Linked DNA regions of Homo sapiens: all the other regions are linked to region 1. The links are chromatin loops, found by intact Hi-C in ENCODE. Cell type or tissue: GM12878. All regions are shown on one strand. Region 1 overlaps ADK (adenosine kinase). Region 2 overlaps ADK (adenosine kinase). Region 3 has its middle 87 kb from the start of KAT6B. Region 4 overlaps ADK (adenosine kinase). Region 5 overlaps ADK (adenosine kinase).

Evidence for each region. Hi-C counts contacts between places; a loop is a spot of excess contacts. Peaks named below come from ENCODE experiments on the same cell type or tissue, not always from the same donor. Only the 100,000 strongest peaks of a DNase experiment are listed, where the experiment ranks them.
Region 2: a loop joins it to region 1, with 4 times the contacts of the local background. A loop is called at or near these places in 4 of 110 quality-filtered maps.
Region 3: a loop joins it to region 1, with 6 times the contacts of the local background. A loop is called at or near these places in 5 of 110 quality-filtered maps.
Region 4: a loop joins it to region 1, with 2.0 times the contacts of the local background. A loop is called at or near these places in 4 of 110 quality-filtered maps.
Region 5: a loop joins it to region 1, with 4 times the contacts of the local background. A loop is called at or near these places in 2 of 110 quality-filtered maps.

The regions. Positions count from the first base shown.
Region 1 is chr10:74,583,596-74,588,595 of GRCh38, reverse strand. The region is part of intron 7 of ADK (adenosine kinase); the gene reads right to left. Among named protein-coding and RNA genes, the nearest start is that of ADK-AS1, 57 kb to the right of the region's middle. RefSeq lists an enhancer at 2,903-3,072. In GM12878, no CTCF peak of the experiment used is centred here; DNase peaks (open chromatin) are centred at 2,385 and 3,075; H3K4me3 peaks cover 1,387 bases; H3K27ac peaks cover 2,985 bases.
Region 2 is chr10:74,264,064-74,269,063 of GRCh38, reverse strand. The region is part of intron 3 of ADK (adenosine kinase); the gene reads right to left. Among named protein-coding and RNA genes, the nearest start is that of ADK, 120 kb to the right of the region's middle. In GM12878, a CTCF peak has its summit at 2,861 (motif pointing left); a DNase peak (open chromatin) is centred at 2,863.
Region 3 is chr10:74,736,628-74,741,627 of GRCh38, reverse strand. No RefSeq gene overlaps it. Among named protein-coding and RNA genes, the nearest start is that of KAT6B, 87 kb to the left of the region's middle. RefSeq lists an enhancer at 2,218-2,307. In GM12878, CTCF peaks have their summits at 2,562 and 3,328 (motif pointing right); DNase peaks (open chromatin) are centred at 2,407 and 3,377; H3K4me3 peaks cover 297 bases; H3K27ac peaks cover 1,966 bases.
Region 4 is chr10:74,417,966-74,422,965 of GRCh38, reverse strand. The region is part of intron 6 of ADK (adenosine kinase); the gene reads right to left. Among named protein-coding and RNA genes, the nearest start is that of ADK-AS1, 110 kb to the left of the region's middle. RefSeq lists an enhancer at 3,724-4,959. In GM12878, a CTCF peak has its summit at 2,918 (motif pointing left); a DNase peak (open chromatin) is centred at 2,755.
Region 5 is chr10:74,675,624-74,680,623 of GRCh38, reverse strand. All of the region lies in intron 10 of ADK (adenosine kinase), which reads right to left. Among named protein-coding and RNA genes, the nearest start is that of KAT6B, 150 kb to the left of the region's middle. In GM12878, no CTCF peak of the experiment used is centred here; a DNase peak (open chromatin) is centred at 2,433; H3K4me3 peaks cover 367 bases; H3K27ac peaks cover 2,863 bases.

The sequences.
Region 1 (5,000 bases):
CACCTATAAAGTATTCTAACCTAAATACTTTAATATGAATTAATCAAAACTTTAGTCCAGTAACTTGCAGTCTATAAGAAATACAGAGGATAGGGGAACAAGTTAAAGTATACACAGAGAAAGCAACTGAAAACATTCATAGGGTAGGACATTCTGTAGGACAACTAGCTTAATGTTTTTAACAAGTCAATGTAATGTAAAGTAGAAAAGGGAAAATGACCAAGAACAATGTATAAACCTTAATTGGTTTATACAAACCAGCTATAAAAGACATTTTTGGGACAAGGGGAGAAATTTGAATCTGAAATGAAAATTAGGTAATATTAGGAATTATCAGTTTGATTTTAAAAGTCCTTAATTCTTAAGATGAATCCTGAGGTATTTAGAAATGAAATGTCATGATATATGTAATTTATTTTAGAATACTGCAGAAAAAAATTAAAATGAAGCAAAAGTGGCAAAATGTTAACAAGTGTTAAATCTAGATGTATGTGCTATGTAGGGGTCCAATGTCTCCTTTTTTGTTTGAAATTTTTTATAATAAACAGTCCAAAAATCCTCTTTAATATAAGATGACAGGGTAAAAACAGTTGAGCATTAAAAATATGTATGGTTAAAAAATTTTAATATGCAAAGTTCTTCTAGATTTTAAATATCTTAAGGACACAATCTAATGATTATTATATACCCTAAGGCTCTTATAACAGGTTACTAAATGACAAAAATACATATGTGTAATCAAATCCTTTCCCTTTCTTCACTCTTTGTGCTTATACTTTAATTTTAGGACAGATAGAAAAGGGAGGCAATATTACTTTTCAACTCTACTTCCCTCTTGAAAATGAAAAAAAAAAAAAACTGCAGACAACTGTCAAGAGTCTCTACATCTTAACTCACATTCTTCCAAAATTATCTTTGCCAAGAGATATTAATAGAAGGATGGGATTTGAGCCTGAGTAGTGAGCAGATCCAACTCAACTAAAACGACTGTAGCATCAAGCCATGTAAGGCAGAAAGTACAGTCAGTGTCTTCAGCAGAAATTTGGGAAAACATTGGGAAAAAAATACATGTATGCACCTATGGTCCAATGTACTAATAACATATAGGTTAGAGAACCATTTTGAGGATTTAGAAAGGTCAAAATGTATGATTACAGCTAAACACTGAAGTCAACAGGAAGTGTTAAGTTGAAAGTACAACTCCTTACGCTATTTACTAGAGAAACATAAGCCTGACCAAGTTACCCTTAGTTCATGTAGACAAAAATAAGCAAATAAATATTGATCTTGACAACTGGTCAATTTGTGCAAGCAAGGTTAGAACTTTGTACATCACATAGTCAGTAACATTTGCTGGCGGTGATATCAAGGAATAGGAAAAGGTTCAAAAGCTATTGATGTAGTGCTTCCCAAGCTGTCACTCTGAACCAAGCAAATTCTTATATGAAAAAGACAACAAAAAAGCTATACTAGAACCACTTATTTATATGGAACTTCATCAGAGACATGAGAGAACCCCAGGGGACTGTAAGACAAAGTTCAAAGGAAGAATGTGTAGGACTAAAATTGCACTAAGCCATAAATGCTCAAAATTCACATACAGTAAAATTTTTTTAATGTCCAGTTTTGCTCAAATATAAGAAATTAACTGTAAAAAATTTATGTGTGTGTATATGTATATATATGTGTATATAAATATGTGTGTGTGTATATATATACATATATATTTTTTTTTTTTTTTGAGACAGAGCTTTGCTCTTGTAGCCCTGGCTGGAGTGCAGTGGTGCGATCTCAGCTCATTGCAACCTCCGCCTCCTGGGTTAAAGGTATTCTCCTGCCTCAGCCTCCCGAGTAGCTGGAACTACAGGTGTGTGCCACCATGCCCAGCTAATTTTGTATTTTTAGCAGAGATGGGGGTTTCACCATATTGATCAGGCTGGTCTCGAACTCCTGACCTCAGGTGATCCACCTGCCTTGGCCTTCCAAAGTTCTGGGATTACAGGTATGAGTTACTATGCCCAGCCCAAAAAAATTATTTTTAAAAATTAACTGTGATCTGTTATGGTATGGAGCTGACTAACTGCAAGAAGACACATATATAAATGTCAAATCATTATCTTTTAAGGAAACCAGGCCCTAGGACACTTCCATGTCTGTAAACTATTTCAAGCATCAACATATTTCTGACTGAGGAAAGATGTACTTAAAAAAAGTCAACTCAATTTTTTGTCTTAGTGCCCCCTCACACAGGTTTGCTGAGCTGTGCCCTATCACTAGAAAAGCTAAGCTTGTTGTTCTGTGGCTTAAAATGATCTTATCTTCTGACTTCCTCCCACCTTCCTCTGATCTTGGACTGGTGCCCCAAGTCACTCCATTAGAGAAGGCAGCTGGCTCATATCACTGCAGACTTTCCCACAGCTAACCTCTGATCTGAAGGTGTTTGTAGGTACAATGATGGAACAACATTTATTTTTCCCTGTCAGCAAAACAAACAAAACAACACGGGGGAACAGTTTGACCCAGTAAGAATTGTAAGCAGAATTTTAGTTGTCAGATTCATGACATGCAGAGGCAGAAAGAAAAGACATTAGGTCAGAAAGTAAGGAAGAAAGAATAGGCATAGTTGGTGGGCAGAAGAGCAAGACAGGTTCCAAATATCAGAGATAATTCCAAGTGAACTGATCGCACTAAATTGAAAAGGACTTTTTAGTGTGCCTTTGCAGTAAAAGTGAGAAAAGAAAACAAGCAAGTCCCCATCTGTGCTGCCCCAGGGCGCCTCGTACTGAGTTTCACAAATCTAATGAAGCAGTCAGGTTAAAATCCAACCACAGAGTGGATGTGACATGTGGAGAACAGCTCGGGTTAGAATAGAAAAGCAGGGCGGTTCCTAATGCAGGTGATTATCCGTGTGATAATCATTATATTTACAGGCTTTCCATTTTAGATCTGACATCAAAAATCACAAAGGAGGAGGGATTAAGGAAATAAACAACCGACACAGAGGCTTTCCTGCTCCCCTGAGAGTACAGCACTTTCATTCATGCATGACAAGCAACAAAAGCAAAACTAAACAGGCCAGGAAAGAGTATTTCTGAGAAGGCTGGATTTCACATTAACGCTTTTTTTCCATTTTGATAACTTTCACTATTACTCAGTTTCTCAGTCAGGTCACATTTTCAGAATCAGTTCTCATTGTTGTCTATGCTATAATACAGTATCATTTTTGGTTTACAATGAATGATACTCACATAATATGTCCTTTACAAAAACAGACCCATTTTTTCCTTCCTGGAATTGAGTGTTGTGAATAAAATGACATATAATTAAAGTCTTAGACTCTCATCTATACCACACCACTTAGGTTTTGCAGTAGGCTTGCTGCTTCAGCAACCAGGGTAAAACAACAACCAAATATAGTTTTTGAATGGAGGTTAGGGAAAAACTATGTTAATCAGATTAATGAAAACTATGGAATACTTACATTAAGAGCTATTTAAAGGGATCAGCAAGCCACTATTAAAAAGCACAATCCTCAGATTATGCAGGAAAGGAAAGAAACTCAAGTGCATGTTTGCGTATATGAAAGACAACTATGGAGGAGAAAACTTTCTCTATATTTCATCTGATAACACAAGTTCTTACTTATAAAGTAGAATTATCTATAATCAATATTAAACTAAAACCATAACTTGCCCATACTCACTGCAATTCCAATTATTTGTTACTAGTTATATAGAAACACAATGATTTCTGTATACTGACAAGCCAAGGGGGAATGGAGCCACCAGACCAGGTCTGTTTTCTTACTTTGCTTCTTCATCTCTCCATGCAACAAACATTTACCTCCTAAGTGTAGTTTTAGGCTGCTAGCATCTGTGTACATGTGTGTCATTGCTACAGCTGTTACAGGCCTTATAATGATATTAGACTTTGACTCAATAATACTATAACTCCTAAACGGAGTGGTATAGGTTAGAGATTAAGACAGGGGGGTGTCTGTCTTTCTCTACATATATGTATAAAAATCTCTGTATAATAAAAATTCATATAATTGTATATAAATTTAGAGGTATAATATTCTCCTTGAATGGCTTTAAGTGCAACATAGTACTGGTAGGAAGCAATTATAGCCAATGGAAAGAGTACAGGGTCTAGAATCAAAAGGCCTACACTAAGGTCCCAGTTTTACAAATTATTTGCTATGTAATCTTGAGCCAGTCACTCAGTACATCAATTTCTTCATCAATAACATTGGGGTTAACCATACCTATTTCGTTGCATTGTTGCTAGGAATAAATGAAATACTTTATGTGAAACTGAAATCATTTTGCCTATTGAATTCAAGTTCTTGTTAAGATCTCAGGATAAACAAATGAGTGTCAGAGCACCTAGAGTACTTTAATGATCTGTCCCATCTGTGGATTATATGTGTAGGAGGCAGTCTTCAAAATGGTTTTCAATGATCCTTGAACCTGGTATTCAAATCCTTGTACATTCTCCTCCCCTTGAATGTGCTCTAGACCTAGTGACTTGCTTTAACAAATATATGACAAAAGTGATGGTATGTTTTGTTCATCTTCTTGATCACAAGCCTTCTCTCTCTGAGCCCTCGCTCTAGGAGAAATAAGTTGCAATGTTGTGAGGACTATGGAGTGGTGCATGATCAATAACCAGTGAGGATCTGAGGGCTGTGACCGGACATGAGTGGGCTTGGAAGAAGATCCTCCCCTAGCTGAGCAGCAAGATGACTACAAACCTGGTTGACACCTTTATTAAAAGTCTTATGAGAGCCAGAGGCACCAAGCTAAGTAAGCAGTGCCTGGATTCCCTATCCCACATTTTATACATGAGGTTAACAAGAAAAACTCAGGTAATTTCACATTCAAATTATGTTAATAAAAACTTCAAAGTGGCCAGGTGCAGTGGCTCATGCCTGTAATCCCAACATTTTGGGAGGCTGAGGTGGGAGGATTGCTTGTGTCCAGGAATTTGAGACATGC
Region 2 (5,000 bases), 320 kb after region 1:
AATATTGTGTACAACAATGAAGCACTTTAATTAAAAAACAAGTTTAAGCCATACTTAATCATTCATCTTTCTCCCTTGCTGCCAACTTCCTTTTATTCTTCAAACACATGAAGCAGTTGATATTATTTCCCCAAACAATAAAACCATTTATCATAATTTCACTACACTTACTGCTACTCCTTAAAGATAATTTATATTTCCCCACATAGATTAATTGTAAAAATCTTACAGAAGCTAAATCTGCACATTAAGTACTAGGATAAAAATACTGGCAAGTCATGAATTGGACAATATCTACCAACTGTCATTTTCAGCACTGAAAGCGGTAATCAATAAATCAAACTGATAATCTGAAAATTGATCATTCTACAACATCTGTGATACTTACAGATTATAGGCTAATTTAAAACATATAGCAAAGACTGATAAAATCCAAACATGTCTGGGTAATAACCATGCTTACAAGTGGACTAACATTTCTGTAATATCTAATATATGCCAGGCACTAGGCTAGGTATTTCACACACATTATCTTATTTTATCATCACCATAACTATATCAATAGTTGTATCAACAATTTTGCCAGTGAGGAAATGGACTCTGAGAAGTCACACAACTAATAAGTAGCACAAATGAGATTAAAGTAAAAACAAATTCTAGTGAAATAAAATCAATAGTGTAAGAACAGCTTAGCCAAAAAAAAAAAAAAGTTTTTCATGTGTTGGGGGGTGTTGCTGTTTCTTAAAGATATGGTGACTTGCTCTGTTGCTTAGGCTGGAGTGCAGTGGCGCAATCGAGCTGCAGCCTCGAACTCCTGGGCTCAAGCAATCCTCCTGCCTCAGTCTCCTGGGTAGCTAGAACTACAGGTTCATGCCACTATCTCTGGCTAACTTTTAAATATTTTGTAGAAATGGGATCTCATTATGCTGCCCAGAGCGGTCTCAAACTCCTGGCTTCAAGTGAACCTCCCACCACAGCCTCCCAAAGTGCTGGGATTACAGGTGTGAGCCACCATACCTGGCAAAGAAAAACAGCTTTAAGATGACTTCCTTAAAGAAATAAGTGCAATTTTACAACCATTCTTTATTTCCCTAATAAGATCCAAATTTTCTTTGGGGAATCATCCCTTCAACACTCTTAATCCATAAATTTCCAGCAGTGTTAACTCTATCTCCAGTTGCAGAGTAGATATGGAACCCAAACAAGCCAAAGAGGCCTAATATGACATAATCCTACACCTGTTTTTAGAGCCACTAAAACAGACAGACAGACACACACACACACACACACACACACACACACACACACAAATAAGGATATAAGCCAATAGCTGATGGCAGTACCCTACCTCTAGAAGATGAGGTGAAGAGGGTCCAAATAAAATTATTTGAACCTCTGCATCAAGCTTCACCTAAAATCAGCCATACCAACATCTTTTTAGATATGTGATCCAATAATTTCCATTTACTTAAGCCAGTATGAGTTAGGGTTTCTGTCACCTGCACGATACACATATCAACAAAAATTTAATGGTGTAACTCATCTCCAGAAATCAAATAATGCACTTAATTATTCCCAATCTGGAATCTTAAAAAAAAATGTAACAGGAATCAAGGAATCATCTTCAATACAGTCATTCCTCAGTATCTTTGAGGGATCCAGGACCCAACTTGGATACCAAAATGCACACATACTAAAGTACCACAGTTGGCCCTGTTGAACCCATAGATCCAAAAAGTTGGCCCTTCTCTCCATATACACAACTTTCACATTCCTTGAATACTGTATTTTCCATCCATTTTTGCTTGTAGATGCCAAACCAACCCATATAGAGGGCCAACTGTATTTACTGGAAAAAAACTAATATAAGTAGGTGCATGCAGTTCAAACCTGTGCTGTTTGAGGGTCAACTGTATTTGCATATAACCTGCATACATCCTCCCCAAACTTTAAATCATCTCTAGATTACTAACAATATCTAATACAATGGAAATGTATGTAAACTTTTGTCATATTGTTTAGGGAATATTGACAAGGAAAAATGTGTACATGCTCTGTACACAGGCAATTTCTTTTTCCCTAATATTTTCTTTCCACGGTTTAATCCACCAATGTGGAACCCATGGATATGTATTTCAAAAAAATTCAGTGGAATTGTACATTGACCTAGGAAAAGGCCACTAAAGCTTATTAAAACACCAAGTTCCTTCTGATTATATAATTTCAATATGAAAATTTCAATTATCTTTTTTAATATGAATTTTAAATGAAAATACCTTTTTATATACAACCTTTAAAATTAGAAAGAAATGAACTATTACTTTTAAAACACAGTTTATTTGGTGGACAAACTTCTTTACAATGCAAATTCCAGAAAATTTTTCAAAATGATCACTGGAGAAGAAAATATCAAGAACTATAATATACTATGGGTTATACTCAATAAGACAATTCGCTCATTTACTATACAAGCAGTGCCTTTTTTTTTCTTCTTTTTTTCTTTTTTTTGAAGCAGAGTCCTGCTCTGTCACCCAGGCTGGAGTGCAGTGGCGCGATCTCCGATCACAGCAACCTCTCCTTCCCCGGTTCAAGCAATTCTCTGCCTCAGCCTCCTGAGTAGCTGGGATTACAGGTGCCCGCCACCACGCCAGGCTAATTTTTGTATTTTTAGTAGAGACGGGGTTTCATCATGTTGGCCGGGCTGGTCTTGAATTGCTGACCTCGTGATCCACCCACCTCGGCCTCCCAAGGTGCTGAGATTACAGGCGTGAGCCACTGTGCCCGGCCGCCTTTCGATCTTTCTATTCTGAGGTTACTGAGCCTCCAGAGACTTCAAATAAGCAGTCTAAGACTAATGGCACCACCTAGCGTCCTGTACTGGTCACTATCTGACTCACTGTCTTCTACTTCCTTTTGCTGCTGGACATAGGCTAGTCTTCTTCTATTGCTGTTTTTCTTTAGTAATCCTTCCAAAAGTCATTTATGTCTCATTTATATATACATACACATCAACACATCATCCTTAAGTCTCCTTCTCTCATCCCTCTCTCTGCAATTGTCCCATTACTTTAGGAACAACTATTTAGTATGCCCTTGATCTTTCCCAGGTACTTGGTCCTTAACCTATATTATCATCACAAGCACTTTATAAACCTAATAGAACCTCTACTCACATGCCCTAGATCCCCTAAATCTCAGATAATTGAACAGGTACTGCAAATCTAAAACCAATTTGCCTGATTACTACCCATATGACCCATATACTTTTTTAAAAAAATATTTTCATACAATGGCCAAACTACAAATCCAATTTATAAAAATTGGTGGTAAATGAATCAGTTATATCTCAAAAGAAAACAAATGGCATTAAAAGTGAAAATTAGATTTTAAGTGAGGCTCAATTCACCACTTGAAAGTGTATAGAAGTTCTGACTTTGATAAAGTGATTGTTTTTCACTCTTTTGTAATTAAGTTGCGCTTTTCTCAAATATCATCACAGAAAAAAATGTTATTGTTCACATCTGCTGGTTATAATATCATTTTCTAGGCCAGGCACGGTGGCTCACGCCTGTAATCTCAGCCAGCACTTTTGGAGGCCAAGGCAGGTGGATCACGAGGTCAGGAGATTGAGACCATCTTGGCCAACATGGTGAAACCCCGTCTCTACTAAAATAAAAACAATTAGCTGGGCGTGGTGGTGCGCACCTGTAGTCCTAGCTACTCAGGAGGCTGAAGCAGGGGAATCGCTTGAACCCAGGAAGCAGAGGTTGCAGTGAGCTGAGATTGTACCACTGCACTCCAGCCTGGTGACAGAGCAAGACTCCGTCTCAAAAAAAAAAAAAAATTGTAGTATTTTATATTATAAATTCCAATATTATAGCTTATCATCAGCTAAATCAATTTTGGGAAGAGGGCTTGGACCTAAATTATCACTGTTATTTTCATTTTAAGAAAATTTGGCCAGGTGTGGTTGCTCACAACTGTAATCCCAGCACTTTGGAAAGCCAAGGCAGGAGAATCATTTGATGTTCAAGACCAGTCTACCCAACAAAGCAAGACCCTGTCTCTACAAAAAATAAAGAAAAAAATAGGTACTTTGACAAAAAGGAAAATTCAACTGAAACATTGGTATAGGGACAAATAGACCAATGGAACAGAATTAGAACCCAGAAATTGACCCCCATGCAAACAAAAAACTATTAAGGCAATGAAGTTTTCAGAAAATTATACAAAGATAATTGGTTATCCATATGCAAAAAAACTCAAGTCTCCAACTCTACCTCACACCATACACAAAAATTACATACTACCAGATGAAAGATCTACCTCTGCAAAGCACATATGGGAAACTCTGACCTTAGAGTAGGAAGTAATTTCTTAAATAAGGCATAAGAAGATAAAGCATTTTTAAAAATTGATAATGTGATTACATTTCATTTTAAAACTTGTGTGAGGCAAAAGACACCACAAAATGAAAGACAAGTCACATACTAGGCACAGATATATGGCAAATATAATCAAAGAATTTGTATCCATAAAATACAAAAAAAACTCATGCAAATCAGTAATTTAAAATATCTCAAAAGAAAAAATGAGTAAAGGACATTAAGAGGCAATCACAAGATGAGAACTGTAAAAGGTAAACACATGTATAAGAAAAAAGGCTCAGCCTCACTATATATTTTCAAAATTCAATTAAAACCACAATGAGATACAGTTCACACCTACAAAACAGAAATTAGAATTTCTGTTTATACCAATTCTTAGCAAGACAATTGAGAAAGGGAATGCTCAGATACCACTGGAAAGAACAACTCAGCAACATCTACTGAAGTGCAACATGTGCAAGCCCAGTGACACAACAATTCCACACACAGGTATAAACCCCAAGGAGCACTAGCCTATAAAACTTTTTATGATAATGGAATGATTCCATATCCACAATATCCAATACATTACTCACTAGTTACATGTGGCTATTAAACACTTTAAATGTTGCT
Region 3 (5,000 bases), 150 kb before region 1:
GATTTTAATGGACACTGCATTTCATTTATTAATTAGTTTGAAAAGAACTGACATCTTTTATTATTGCCTTTTCTCACACAGGTATGTGACATGTTGCGCATTTATTTATCTTCTGTTATGTACCTTGGCAAACTTTTGCTCTATTCTTCATTCAGATCTTATATACATTTTTAAAAGTTTATTCTTGGGTGAAATATGTGTGTGTGCATATACACACATATACATGCGTGTGCATGCATGTATATGTGCATGTACATATGTATATACACACATATGCACACATGTATGTGCATATGCATATATACACATACATACACGTATGCATGCACACATGTGTATATACACATATGTATGCATATACACATGTATATGTATTTATGTATATATGCATACATATATACACATATACACATATATACATGTATACATAGATGTATATGTATGGAATATGTATGATGTGTGTATACATACATAACACACAAACACGTGTATATTTGCTATAATTTGTACTTGCATCAGATCTTTTTCTTCTTATTTTATTTTCGAACTGCTTATTAATAGTAATATTCAGTCACTCAACAAATACTTATATGCTACTGTGTGCCAGGCACTGTGCCAGACACAAGGACCATACTAGTGTACAAAACAGACACGGTCTATATATACTATTGATCATTTCTAAAATATTGATCATCCTTGCATTTCTGGAACAGGTTCTGCTTGGGTATGAAATATTATTTTAGTATATTGTACTAATGAATTAAATTTGCTAGTATTCCATTTAGGATGTGTGTTTATAAATTCCATATAAATAGCCTAAGTGAGACTAAGCTGTCTGGCTTGAGGTGTGTGTGTGTGTGTGTGTGTGTGTGTTTGCGCACGTGTGCATGTATCTGGTTTTGGTGGAAGGGTTATGTTAGCTTGTGAAGTAAACTGGAAACTTTCCGTTATTTCTCTATTTTATGTAGCATTGGAATTGTTTCATTCTTACTCCTTAACAATCACATTAAATTATAATGTTCAAACTAGAAGACTCGAACTGAGAAAAGGCCCCAGTTGTCCTACATCTCAAACCTTTGAAAGAATTTATGGAAATGGGATAGAATGGAGGTTTACACAACAAGACACCAGATGACAAGACATGACTTTCTTGTTTTGGTCCTGTCCCCTCAAAGGGGACCAGCGGCCTTGTATGTTCACTTCTTGAAAGGACTGACTTTTTTCCCAGGGAGGAAAAGTGTGCCCTCATCTTCCAGCTGTTTGATACTCCTGGCGAGTGCAGGACTGGACTGATGCTGCGAGGCAGGGGATAACGGATTGGCTTTGTACAAGGTAGGTAGAAAACTCCAGTGACAGCAAGCTGAGGGCAAAACACAGCACCATTACTGTTCCCGTCTCACAGAACCTGCAGATAGCCGACACAAATAAGAGCTCCATATCTCCCACTTGTCTTCAGCCTTTGTGTCTTTCTGAATTTCTATAACTATAGCTGAATCTGTCAGGCCAGTTCCATGTCCACGGCAGAGTGCAACATCAGGGCCAACATGTGAGCCCCAAAGTCCTGATTCTGTGATCTAATATAATACCTCCCATCATGTTTTTATTTATATCCCTAAATGTGTCTTCCAATTTTTTTTTTTTCAAGACCAGTTCTCACTCTGTCGCCCAGGCTGGAGTGCAGTGGTGCAATCTTGGCTCACTGCGACCTCTGCCTCTGGGGTTCAACCAATCCTCCTGCCTCAGCCCCCAGAGTAGCTGAGGTTACAGGTGTACACCACCACGCCTGGCTAATTTTTGTATTTTTTGCAGAGACGGGGTTTAGCCATGTTGGCCAGGCTGGTCTTGAACCTCTGGGCTCAAGTGATCTGTCTCCCTCAGCCTTCCAAAGTGCTGGAATTACAGATGTGAGCCACCGTGCCCAGCCCCAACTTTAAAATTTAAGAATCATTCCTCTTACTTATCTGAGAACCTTTTAAGTACATGGGGTCTCTACTTGCAAGCAGCTCATATATTAGTTTTCTATTGCTGTGTAACAGATTGCCACAAACTTAGTAGCTTAAAACAGCACCCATTTATTATCTCACAGTTCTACACGCACAAACGATTTTTATAAATAGAGACAGGTTGCCCAGGCTGGTTTCAAACTCCTGACCTCAAGTTACTCCCCCGCTTTGTCCTCCCAAAATGTGGGGGTTACAGACGTGAGCCACCGCGCCTGGCCTCTCACAGTTCTGTAGTCAGAAGTCTGGTGGGTGGGCTTGGCAAGGTACTGTCCTTAGGGTCTCTAAATGCTGAAATCAAGGTGGCAGCAGGGCTTTGTTACTTCCTGGAGGCTCTGGGAAGGAAACTGCTAACAAGCTTATTCAGGCTGTTGGTCAAATTCAGCTCCTTGTGGTGCTAGGGCTGAGGTCCCGTTTCCTTTCTGTTGGCCTTGAGCCTCTTGAGGTTTCCTGTGCGCCTGGTCACGTTGCCCCTTCACCTTCAAAGCCAGCAAAGGCTCACTAACTCCTTCTCAAGCGTTGAATCTCTCTGACTTCTGCCTTATCTCTCCTGCCTCCTGCAGGAGAAAGTTCTCTGCTTTTAAAGGCTCACATGATTAGACTGGGCTCACTGGATCACCCAGAATAATCTCTGTATTTTAAGAACTGTCACCTTAATTACATCTGCAATGGCCCTTTTGCATGTTACATAATGTACTTACAGGTTGCAGGGATTGGGACATGGATCTTTGTGGGACCATTATGCCTGTCAGAGCTTTTATCTCTTTGTTTTCCATATAGAATATTTTAGGATAATTTTTTTCCCTTTATGTTTTTATTTTATTTTTGAGACAGGATTTCCCTCTGTCACCCATCTGGAGTGCAGTGGTGCAATCACGGCTCACTGCAACCTCTTCCTTATCACGGCTCACTGCAACCTCTTCCTTCCAAGCTCAAGAGACCCTCCCACCTCAGCCTCCCAAGGAGCTAGGACTAATACAGGCACATGCCACCACGCCTGGCTAATTTTTGTATTTTTTGTAGAGATGGGGTCTCCCTATGTTGCCCAGGCTAGTCTTGAATTCCTGGGCTCAAGCAATCCTCCAGCCAAAGTGTTGGGATTACTGGCATGAGCCAACTTGCCTGGCCAATTTTTTCCATTTAAGAGGAAATAGAAGACAGCTCCATCCTTTTGGAAAAAATGAACTGCCAGACACCATCAGGCCCCAAATTCACACAGCCATCATGCATTCAGCCTCTAACCATAAGTCCTTGATTCTGGCCTCAAACTCAGTAAAATTCATTTGTGCATTTAAGACTTGAGGCAGCCAAATTTTGACACACCATTAGGTGGCACTTGATTAGAAAGCTTGCTTCTGTCTGAACTTTCTCAAGGCAGCAATCCGACAAGAGGGCAAGGAAACTCTGAGGTCAAGGGCAGAGTAGGGCTGAGGTTCTTAGTGATTATGGGGAAGTCCTCACAGGCAAAAACTGTCCAAGACTTGAAAGTAATTTGTACATTCAAGTTGACTTTAGAGAACTTAAATATTACTTAGCAACTGTAAATAGACTATTTAAAAGCTTTTACACATGATATTTTAAGAAAGCATGGCATCAGCTGGGCATGGTGGCTCACACCTGTAATCCCAGAACTTTGGGAGGCTGAGGCGGATCGATTGCCCGAGGTCAGGAGATCGAGACCAGCTTGGCCAACATGGTGAACCCCGTCTCTACTAAACATACAAAAAATTAGCTGGGCATGGTGGCAGGTGCGTGTAATCCCAGCTACTAGGGAGGCTGAGGCAGGACAATTGCTTGAACCCGGAAGGCAGAGGTTGCAGTTAGCTGAGATCTCTAGCCTGGGCAACAAGAGCGAAACTCCGTCTCAAAAAAAAAAAAAAAAAAAAAAGCATGGCATCAAAAAAATCACTGTGTGTGTGTGTGTGTGTGTGTGTGTGTGTGTGTGTGTGTGTGTGTATTTTTTTTTTTTTTTTTTTGAGACAGAGTCTTGATCTGTTGCCCAGTCTGGAGGGTACTGGTGCAATCACAGCTCACTGCAGCCTCAACCTCCTGGGCTCAGGTGATCCTCCCACTTCAGCCTCCTGAGTAGCTGGGACTACAGGCGCATGCCACCACATCTGGCTAATTTTTGTATTTTTTGTAGAGACAGTGTTTCACCATGTTGCCTGGGCTGGTCTTGAACTCCTGGGCTCAAGCAATTCACCTGTCTCGGCCTCCCACAGTGCTGTGATTACAGGTGTGAGCCACCATGCCTGGCCACCACATTTGTCCTATGTTTAAAATGAGCAAATATTCAGGCCGGACATGGTGGCTCATGCCTGTAATCCCAGCACTTTGGGAGGCTGAAGCGGGTGGATCATCTGAGGTCAGAAGTTCGAGACCAGCCTGACCAACATGGAGAAACCCCATCTCTACTAAAAATGCAAAAGTAGCCTGGTGTGGTGGCACATGCCTGTAATCCCAGCTACTCAGGAGACTGAGGCAGGAGAATTGCTTGAACCCAGGAGACGGAGGTTGCAGTGAGCCGAGATTGCACCATTTCACTCTAGCCTGGGTGACAGAGTGAGACTCCGTCTCAAAAAAAAAAAAGGCTATTATGGAGATTCATGCACGAGTTTATTTCTGAGTATGCACATATGTTTTTATTTCTTCTGAGCCGATATGGAAAGGTGGAATTTCTGGGTTAGATGGCAACTCCACATTTAGCTTTCTGAGGAACCGCTCAACTGTTTGCCAAAGTGGCTGCACCATTTTACATGATCAACACATACGTAATTTTAAAAATGGCTTCATTAACATGTGATTGACATACAATAAAATGCACATATATTAAGTGTATGATTTGGTAAGTTTTGGCTTATGAATACACTCATAAAACCATCACCACAATCACTTCAAAGTCATCTATCACTCCAAAAATTTTCCTTGTACCCCTCTGAAATTCATTCTTCCCATATCTCATGATACAATTGTGAGACCTGAATTTGAGTATTTGTTGTT
Region 4 (5,000 bases), 170 kb after region 1:
GCTCTTCCTTCAGCTGGCTGTCATCAGGCTGCAGCCCCCTCCCCACTCCTAACTCCCAGCTGGGAAACCATAGAATTGCCACAGCATTATTGTGACAGCCATGAACCCATTGCTCACAACTCCTCCACCCTCAGTCACCCTGACCTCTGGCACTAAACCCTGTTCTGACTAAATCACAATGATGAGTACTGGGGAGCAGGTAGGTAAAGGGGGAGTGGGAAGGGATGGAACTGACTTTTTCTCTATTTTATATTGTATGTTTTCTTCAACATGTAACCTATCAGTATCTTGTCAATATAGTCAGCCCATTGATCAACCTCAAATAAATTTATTTTATATTTGGGAACTTAGATATACAGAAAAATTGCAAGTTTAATATACAGACTTCCTATGTACCCCTCATCCAATTTGTTCTAATGTCACTATCTTAGCATCTTACATTACTGTGGTACATTTGGCCAAACCAAGAAACCAATGTTGGTGGATTATTGACTAAAGTCAAGACTTTATTTAGATTTCACCAGTTTTTACACTAATATCCTATTTCTATTCTGGACCTGATCCAGGAAACTATGTAACATTTAGTTGTCATGACTCTGTAGTCTCTTCTTGTCAGTGAGATGTTCATAGTCTTTCTTCATTGTTCACAACCTTGACAGTTTTCAGGAATGCTCAACTTATGTGGTAGAATGTCCATCAGTTGGGATTTGTCTGATGTTTTCCTAATGATTAGATTGAGGCTACAGGTTTAGGGAAAGAATATCAGAGAGATGAAGTTTCCACCTCTTCACATCAGCATGACTTCCCATTTGTGATGTTAACCTTGATCACTTAGTTAACATAGTTGTTTACCAGCTTTCTCCAATGGAAATAGTCAAGTCAGTATTTCGCTGTCTTCCAAACTCAATTTTTGGATATGACTCACTCAATCCAGCTCATACTCTCAAGGAGAAGGGAAGTAGGATCCCCCTTCTGGAGGGGGCAATATGTTATTTGGAATTCTTCTGTCAGGGAGATTTATCTCTTCTCCTCCATTTACTTATTTATACAATTTATACATAACACTGTGAACTCATGTATATTTACTCAATAATTTATCCTTAATCCAATGCTACATGTTTTATTTTGTTGCTCTAATTATTCCAGCTACGGCCACTCGGAGTTCTTTCACATTGGCTCATGTGTCCCTTTTGGCATGCTTAATCTTTATTATTTTTAAGAAATCTCTTGCCTTCTGGCACTACAAGATATTCCATGCTTATGTTGTATTTTCCCATCACCAGCCCCAGAATCAGTCATATTTAAAAGGAGTCCTGGATCCTTTTATTGGAGAATAGGATTTACAAACCAGGATGTGAGCGTTAGATGTGTTTGTGGCTACTGGGATATCACTGCTTCTAGGCCTTCTCAGTAAACACAGCTAGGAAACATATGCATGTATACTAATCCACATATACACATGCATCTATAATTATTTCTGCATCTATCCATCTGCATATATTAAGCTAAACATGAGTAAATACTTATATCTCCAACTCTAATCCAGTACCACAGGTTTCATTCTGGCTCTCCCCTCTTGTTTATTTATCTGTAACATCCCTTCCTGACAGTGAGAAACCTAGCTTCCACCATTCATCATCCATTTACTTATTTGTTCAACCCCAGGATACATGTAAAGAGGTTCAGAACTGTTCACCCATACCGTTATGAGAAACAAATTTACCAACTAGAATAGAGTGTTTCTATAGTGTTCCTTAGTCTTTAGCTTTACATTGTCCAATCAAAACACCATTTTCCAAAGTTACTTAGGTCAGCTCCTTTTCCCCCACCCATTCAGTGAAGTTATGCCATACATTTGTAATACAATTAGATTCATTTGTTACAGCTTGCATTCTATCCTGAAATCCCTAACATTTAAAAAACCTGCATACATTAAAATTAACCCTTTGTGATGTACAGTTCTTTGGGCTTTAACAAATGCATAGTATCATGTATCCACCACCACAGTACCATACAGAACAGTACATCGCCCTAAAAATTGCCTTTTGTATCCCCTTTTTAGTCAACCACTTTTCTTTCCCGTCGTTTGTAATTTCAATACCTGAAATAACTGAAAAATTAAGATGCAAAAATTAAAAATCATGAGTCTTCACAGAATAAAACCTAAAACTGTCAGAAGAGTTACTGTTTAACAGTTAAACTGTAGGGAGAGTTACTACTTAAAAGTTATTGAGTTCTAGACAGGAGAACAAACATCTAAATTCTTTAATTAACTTTTTCGTGGTATTATTCCACAACATGCAAGATTATGAGATCAACTTTTAAGTTGTTCATGGTAAACAGAGTTGGATTCCAATCCTAAGCAACTATTTTCTGCATTTATAAAATATTTTCCAGGGATAGAACCTACAAGCTTTGGTCATAAAAATATTTTGAATTTTTAATTGTTTAAAATAAAGCCAAAACTATTTATTAAAAACAAAACCACAGTGTAGTAACAAAAAATAGAAAACTACCTTACAGTCTATTCATTTTGCTACATTAATTATGTGATTATTAGATCTTAATAGATGTGCTATGATAGCTGCCCAGTTTCATAGATCTAAAGCACTCACTTTCAAGGATAGCTCTTCAAGTAGACTAACAGATAAGAGAAAAACAATAAAAATGTCCAGGTTGCTTATTTGTACTTCCTCTTTCCCCTTCCTGACCCCAACCACCAGAGTACGAAAGTTTCCATTTTATTTACAATTAATAGTGTGCTAAGTCTACAGGTATCACATATTACAGGTTGTGAGAATCATGTCCCAAAAGGCGGTATTATCTGGAGGAAGTAGTTAACTATGTAGGGCTAAGCAATATAATCTACCTACTGGCAGTATCATCATCAGTTAAGAACTTTAAGATTTTAGCTTCCTCCCCCTGGTGGCAGTGTCTGGGGTGATAACTTTTTAAAAATATTCAGATAGCATCTTAAGGTTTATAGCTGCTCTAGTCAATTATAAGTAAGTAATTTGGGGATAGAAGTAGATTTAAATGAAACAGAAGCAGATTTAAAAACTCTTCTAATGGAAGCACTTGCCTCCTATAGTTCTTTTTTTCTAAAATGCAATTACAACCATTACATCATTGTAAATTACATGCTGGGGTTATCTCAGTAGGTATCTGCCAAATGTAAAACTTACAGAAGGTCTTCAATGTAATAACGATGTTTTATCATTTTAATTACAAACTCTTTAAAAAACTCCCTAAAATGTACCAATTGGGGTGGTCTAAATTAACAGTATCTTGGTAGCCCAAGGGTAGCAAAAATAGATTGAACTACAAAATTTCATCATACTTATAGCAGCTGTCTTCCTGCCTCTAGGAAGCTAAGTATTTAACAAAGCAGACAGCTTGGCATTGGCATCTGATTAGCAGTGTGTGCATTGTCAGATAGAATGTGCTTGGCTCTTTTGTTCCAGGGTTTGATTAGAAATCTGGAGAGCAGAGGCATCATGTAACTTTATTTTTAAAGCTTCTGAAAGGTAAATAAACTGTGATGGTTCCTCTGGTATTGTACCTGAAAGACCGATTGATGCTTTTCTAGTAATATGCTTTATCACACCCTAAAAAATTTAAATAAGGGATTTTTGGGGGGGGGAAATACTTCAAAGACTGAAATAGGCCAATCTTAAAATCACTTTAAATATTGTACATACCAAAAATATTTTTGCAATAGAGTGCTTTGCATATTGAGTCTTGCACTAAAATACTGTTGTTGGGGAGGAAGAATGGTCATTTTAGAGTGTAAATACAAGACTCTATTCCTAAATATATGAATAGTCCAAATGAAGATTCAGAAATTTTTTCTAAAACCACGTGAAAAGCTTACTGGAAAAATAACACTGTCTTATAAGAATTATATTATTTTGATGGAGGTGCCAAACATTAAACTATAAAAGGGTGACTCTCATTACCTTTTCCTCACAAATTTCTTTGAAAATTTATTACAAATGATTGTGCTTACTGGCAGAGTTCACAATCAGTAGAGTCCATGCAAACAATCTACTTCAATGAGAAGTACATTCTTTTACTCTATCAAATCCATCGGAGGTAATCAGACTGGATGTTTTATTCAACAGGGCTGAAGAAAATTGTTCTACAATAGGTTAATTCAAAATGGCAGCATAGAAAATGCATCTGTCAGTGGGGATCAAATTACAGGGCAAGCTCCTCTCAATGCTTAGAAAAACAAGTCTGCAGTTCTACAGATTATGTGCCTGTGTGTGTTTAAAGGGGTGGGAAAGGAGCTAAATATCTGAGCTAACCTCCAATTAAAGTCAATCATAAAAACAGCCAATTTAATGAGTGCGGATTTCTTTGGGTAATTATAACACCAACCACTTTTTTCTCTTTTAAATCTGTAATTCTGCCTTCTTGTTATTGCTTGCTTTGTCATTAATCGCCTCAGGACCTTGATTTCCTAGCAACAGACTGCCACCAAACATTTGGCTCCTGTTCAACATTTTCTTTGTGAAAAATGGCACTGCTGTTGCCGCCTGGGCTGCTGCAGCTAGACTGGCTGTGTAAGTGCTCTAATAATGTATTCCACTGGAAAAAAAAATCACATGATACAGGGTGCAATGACTGAGCTCAGTTAATTACTGAGCTGGGAAGTTTATCGACAATCTAAAAGCTGTGTTGGGGGAAAGGGGACTAAGGATTGAAAAGGTGTTCCTTCCATTATCAATAACTTGCAGGTAACAATATACAAAGAAACATTTTATTTTGGGGAGTACAAGTTTCTGTTTATTTAGGAAAGAGTACAAAAGGCCAATGTTCCCAAAATGTTGCTTGATGAAATTTTCCTCTACAAACAGCCCCAAACACACAAAAGATTCACAGAATAGTTTGCTAAAATTTTAAAAAGCAAAATAACCTATGTATCTTTTAGCTGTTTCTTTCCTACTTAAGGCAAAAATTATTTGTATATATAAATATGCTATGAGATAACAGAA
Region 5 (5,000 bases), 92 kb before region 1:
GCTAGGCTCTGCATCAGTGCTACACACATGTGATTTTATTTATTTAAAGATTACACTAATTACAAAGCCAATAAGGGCACATTGTAAAAAAAAAAAAATTCAGACATACAGAGTAGAAAGTGATTATTTCATTCAGCCACCTCCCAGTACATCCACTGTTAGCTGTTTGGAGTGTTTCTTCCTGGAACTTTTATATGCTTTTATAAGTATACCTACAACATACACACATAAGACCATTTTTAACAAAATACAAATCACATCATATTATACTTATTGCTCTGTACTCATCATTTTTTTTTTTTTTTTCTTGAGATGGAGTCTTGCTCTGTCGCCCAGGCTGGAGTGCAGTGGTGCGATCTCGGCTCACTGCAAGCTCTGCCTCCCAGGTTCACGCCATTCTCCTGCCTCAGCCTCCCGAGTAGCTGGGACTACAGGCGTCTGCCACCACACTCAGCTAATTTTTTTGTATTTTTAGTAGAGACGGGGTTTCACCTTGTTAGCCAGGATGGTCTCGATCTCCTGACCTCGTGATCTGCCCGTCTTGGCCTCCCAAAGTGCTGGGATTACAGGCGTGAGCCACCGTGCCCGGCCTGTACTCATCTGTTTACAGTAAGTATAGAACTTACAGTTCTATACTTGTCTTCTTTACTTTTTATTTTGTTTTTTGGGATGGAGTCTTGCTGTGTCGCCCAGGCTAGAGTGTGGTGGTGCCATCCCAGCTCACTGCAACCTCCGCCTCCTGGGTTCAAGCGATTCTCCAGCCTCAGCCTGAGTAGCTGGGATTATAGGCACCCACCACCACACCTTGCTAATTTTTGTATTTTAGTAGAGATAGGGTTTCATCATGTTGGTCAGGCTGGTCTCGAACTCCTGACCTCAAGTGATCCACCTGTCTCAGCCTCCCAAAGTGCTGGGATTACAGGTGTGAGCCCCTGCGCCTGGCCTATACTCATCTTCTTTATATGAAGAAGTGGGCCAGATATTAGAAAAGCCCAACATGAATGGCATTCACGTCATCAGTAATTTTTTACTGGCATTAAAAAAAAAAGGCCAAATAATTTTGTAGAATTTATGAAAAAATATGGTTGATCAGTGAATCCCAGACTTTGGGATTTCACAGAACATTGAAACTTGCCCAAAAGATTTTAGGGATAAACACAGAGCTGGCAAACTTTAATTCTGCTAGATAAGAACATTTTTAAAAAATCCACTATTACCAACATTATTCATAAAGAAAGAAAACTGAACTCCCTCAAAGTAGGAAGGGCAAGATTTAAAACTGAATACATTTAGTTTTATGGAAATTTACTTTCTTGCCCCTGCCTTTTTACATTTTGATACTGACTGATGAAAACTCTTATGTCATAGACTGGTACCAGTCGACAGACCAGTGTTTATAAAACCACTTTGGCTATTTCTCCTCCTTTAGAGAGGAAGCTAAGATGTTGTAGTAATAAAAGGGAGTATAGCAAAATGGCTAGGGCTAAGAACTTTGAGGCCAAATTTTGAGTTTGAATCTTAGCTTTCAATATGACCTTGGGCAAATTACTTAATCTCTCAACACTCTAAGGCCAGAGGAACTGTCCAGGTAAGCACAGGCCCAGCTGTCAACCCACAGATTTGTGGAGCTAAATAAATGAGTTGTTATTTTAGGTAACTAGGTTTTGAAAGTGGTTAGTTATGCAGTAAAAGCTAACTGATACATGTTGGATGTATCAGACAGGTAAAATTGACCAGATTCATTTAATAGCAGCTGAGAGAATTTTAGGATTCAAATTACTTCCAATTGGCTCACCAATATTCTAGGTCAGGGAACTAACACACATATATTTTGTTATGTCACAATTCTGTTTAAGAAAATGAACTTCAGAAATTTTACTTACTACATTTCCTGTGGACCTCTGCAACTAAATAAAAATTTCCATATCAACATCATTTTCTTAGAATAAATATTTCTCAATAATCATCAAATATAAGAAACCTAAGTTTCACATCTGAGCTTTGGAGTCTGATAGCCTACATGGTTCAGACTGTCTGTGTCTTATCCACATTCCCAGAAGATAAACTCCTTTCAATTCCATTATCTATTTACAATTGCTTCTAGATGAAGGCCATTCAGGATATTAGGTCTTTGAGGGAACATTTGCGTTGATGAGAAATTACAGGCTTCACTCTAAAATCATCCTGTATTTCACATGAACAAAGTGATTTCTCTCTCTCTTTTTTTAAATCATGGCTGGAGAGGATAATCTTTACATTTTTTTAACTAACGAAGGCTCAAATAATCATAGACAGTGTTTATGAAATTTGGTGCTGGTCTAGCTTCAGCTTGACTAAGACTCTGGATGTATAACACTAGTGTGGCATGTAATAAAGCATCCTATCACTGTGCAAGGGTATAGCTCTCTCTTGCTTTCTGTTGCATGAACCTGAACTACTATCTGTGGTGAATGTTTCATATCCTTTTTTTTTTTTTTTTTGTAGAGACAGGGTCTCCCCCTGTTGCCCAGACTGTAGTGCAGTGGCGTGACCTCAGCTCACTGCAGCCTCAACCTTTTGGGCTCAAGCTATCCTCCCACCTCAGCTTCTTGAGTAGTTGGGACTACAGGCACATGCCACCCTGCCTGGCTATTTTTTTTTTTTTTTTTTTTTTTTTTTGTAGAGACTGGGGTCTCACTGTGCTGTGCAGGCTGGTCTTGAAATCCCGGCCTCATGTGATCCTCCTGCCTCTGCCTCCCAAAGTGTTGGGATTACAGGTGTGAGCCACCATGCCTGGTCTGTTTCATATTCCTAATGACCAAGCCAATTTCACTGTTCATTTGATGGTTTTAAGAAAAATTTCTGTTCAAGAAATAAAACAGAGAAGATGTCCCATTAGAGCAGAAAGACAAGAAAAAGAGTTGTTGACATTGGGTTGTTTAGCAGTGGGCAGCTGTCATCTTGGTCACCATCAAGTAAATCCTCAGCAGATGTGGGTCATATGAAGGTTTTGGTTTTTGAGTGAAGAAGTCTGAGAAACAATATATTCAACACTTACCAAGTTGTCTTCTAGTCTTCTGAGATGGAGAGCAAAGGAAGGGGGTAGTGTAGAAAAAACAAATCCCAAGAATTCTGCACCACTTCTATGCATAGCACAATGAAGCAGCAATTAAGAAGAATGGGGAAGGAAGCTATAAATGTTTGGGACCAAAGAAACAAGGTGAGGATAGAAAATATGAAGATAATTAGAGAGTCTTCATGGTTCTCAGAAGTATAGATAGGTGCCACATGAAGAGGAAGTGGCATCCTTGTTCTGAAAAAACTCTTTAAAAATTTTTTGTAAACCAATGTTCTTTTCTAAACATGAATTAGAGAATGAAATTGTTTTTTGTTTGTTTTTGAGACAGGGTCTTGCTCTGTCACCCAGCCTGGAGTGCAGGGGTGCAATCACAGCTCACTGCAGCTTCGACCTCCCAGGCTCCAGCAATCCTCCCACCTCAGCCTCCGGAGTAGCTGGAACCACAGGCTTATGCCACCATGCCCAGCTAATTTTTTTATTTTTGGTAGAAATGGGGTTTTGCCACGTTGTCCAGGCTGGTCTTGAACTGCCGAGCTCAAGCTGTCCACCTGCCTTGGCCTCCCAAAGTGCTGGGATTACAGGTGTGAGCCACTGCTCCCAGCCTAGAGAATGTAATTAGTGTTCCTTTTTATTAGATGGGAAATAGGAGAATTATTTGCATTGTGATTGCTGAGTGGTTTTCAGAGTCATTTGCATATTATAGGTAATATTTTTAAGGGTAATACATTTTCTCTGCTGAAGCTGTTGTGAGGATTTTTAAAATAAAGAGTATTCTGGCTGGGGGTGGTGGCTCATGTCTGTAATCCCAAATGAATTGTCATTTTAATCAATTGTAATCCAGCACTTTGGGAGTCCTAGGCAGGAGGACTGCTTGAGGCCAAGAGTTTAAGACCAGACTGGGTAACAGAGTGAGACTCTGTCTCTACAAAAACATTTTTTAAAAACCCTGTAGTCCCAGCTACTCGGGAGACTGAGGTGGGAGGATGGCTTGAGCCCAGGAGTTTGAGGCTGCAGTGAGCTATGATTGTGCTGTTGCACTCCAGCCTAGGTGACAGAGTGAGACCCCATCTCCCCCTCCAAAAAAAGTATTATGAGTCAGCACAGTTACTTTATTATCATTCCAAATAAAATATTCTGGCCAGGTGCAGTGGCTCATACCTGTAAATCCAGCACTTTGGGAGGCTGAGGCAGGTGGATCACCTGAGGTCAGGAGTTCGAGACCAGCCTGGCCAACATGGCAAAACTCCATCTCTACTAAAAATACAAAAATTAGCCAGGCGTGATGGCGGATGCCTGTAATTCTAGCTATTTGGGAGGCTGAGGCAGGAGAATCACTTGAACCTGAAAGGCAGAGGTTGTAGTGAGCCGAGATTCTGTCACTGCACTCCAGCCTGGGCGACAGAGCAAGACTCCATCTCAAAACAAAAACGAAAACAAAACAAAAAAAACCAACAAAGTAAAATCTTCTAATCTATACGTGGCTTTTAACCATACTTAATGAAGGTGTTTTTTTTTTTTTTTAATTCTAAGAATGTTGGTTCTTGGGTGAAGTCTCTAGTCTTTTATCTGAGAGTTGTATATAAGTGCCTACACATAATCTGTCAAAGGTGTACTCACTTTCAGTCTAAAGATGATTTGTAGGTCCTGTCCATATTCCCACAGCTGCCATAAAACATATGACTAAATCATATTAGATTAACACAGGCTGGTATTGACAGCCCAGTGGGAACATATTGATTAGGTCCTCTTTCATGTTATTTGTTATGATTTTTCTTCTCAGTTTCATTTACTGGGAAGACACAGGGGAAGAGATTTCACTGGGAACAATGACAGTGCCTGTCACAAAATGTTCTCAATGTTTCCATTTGTTACTATGGCAGTGACAAAGAGGGTTCCAAATGAAAAGGTAGACCTGCTGTGACAAAGCACAGCAGGACAACAG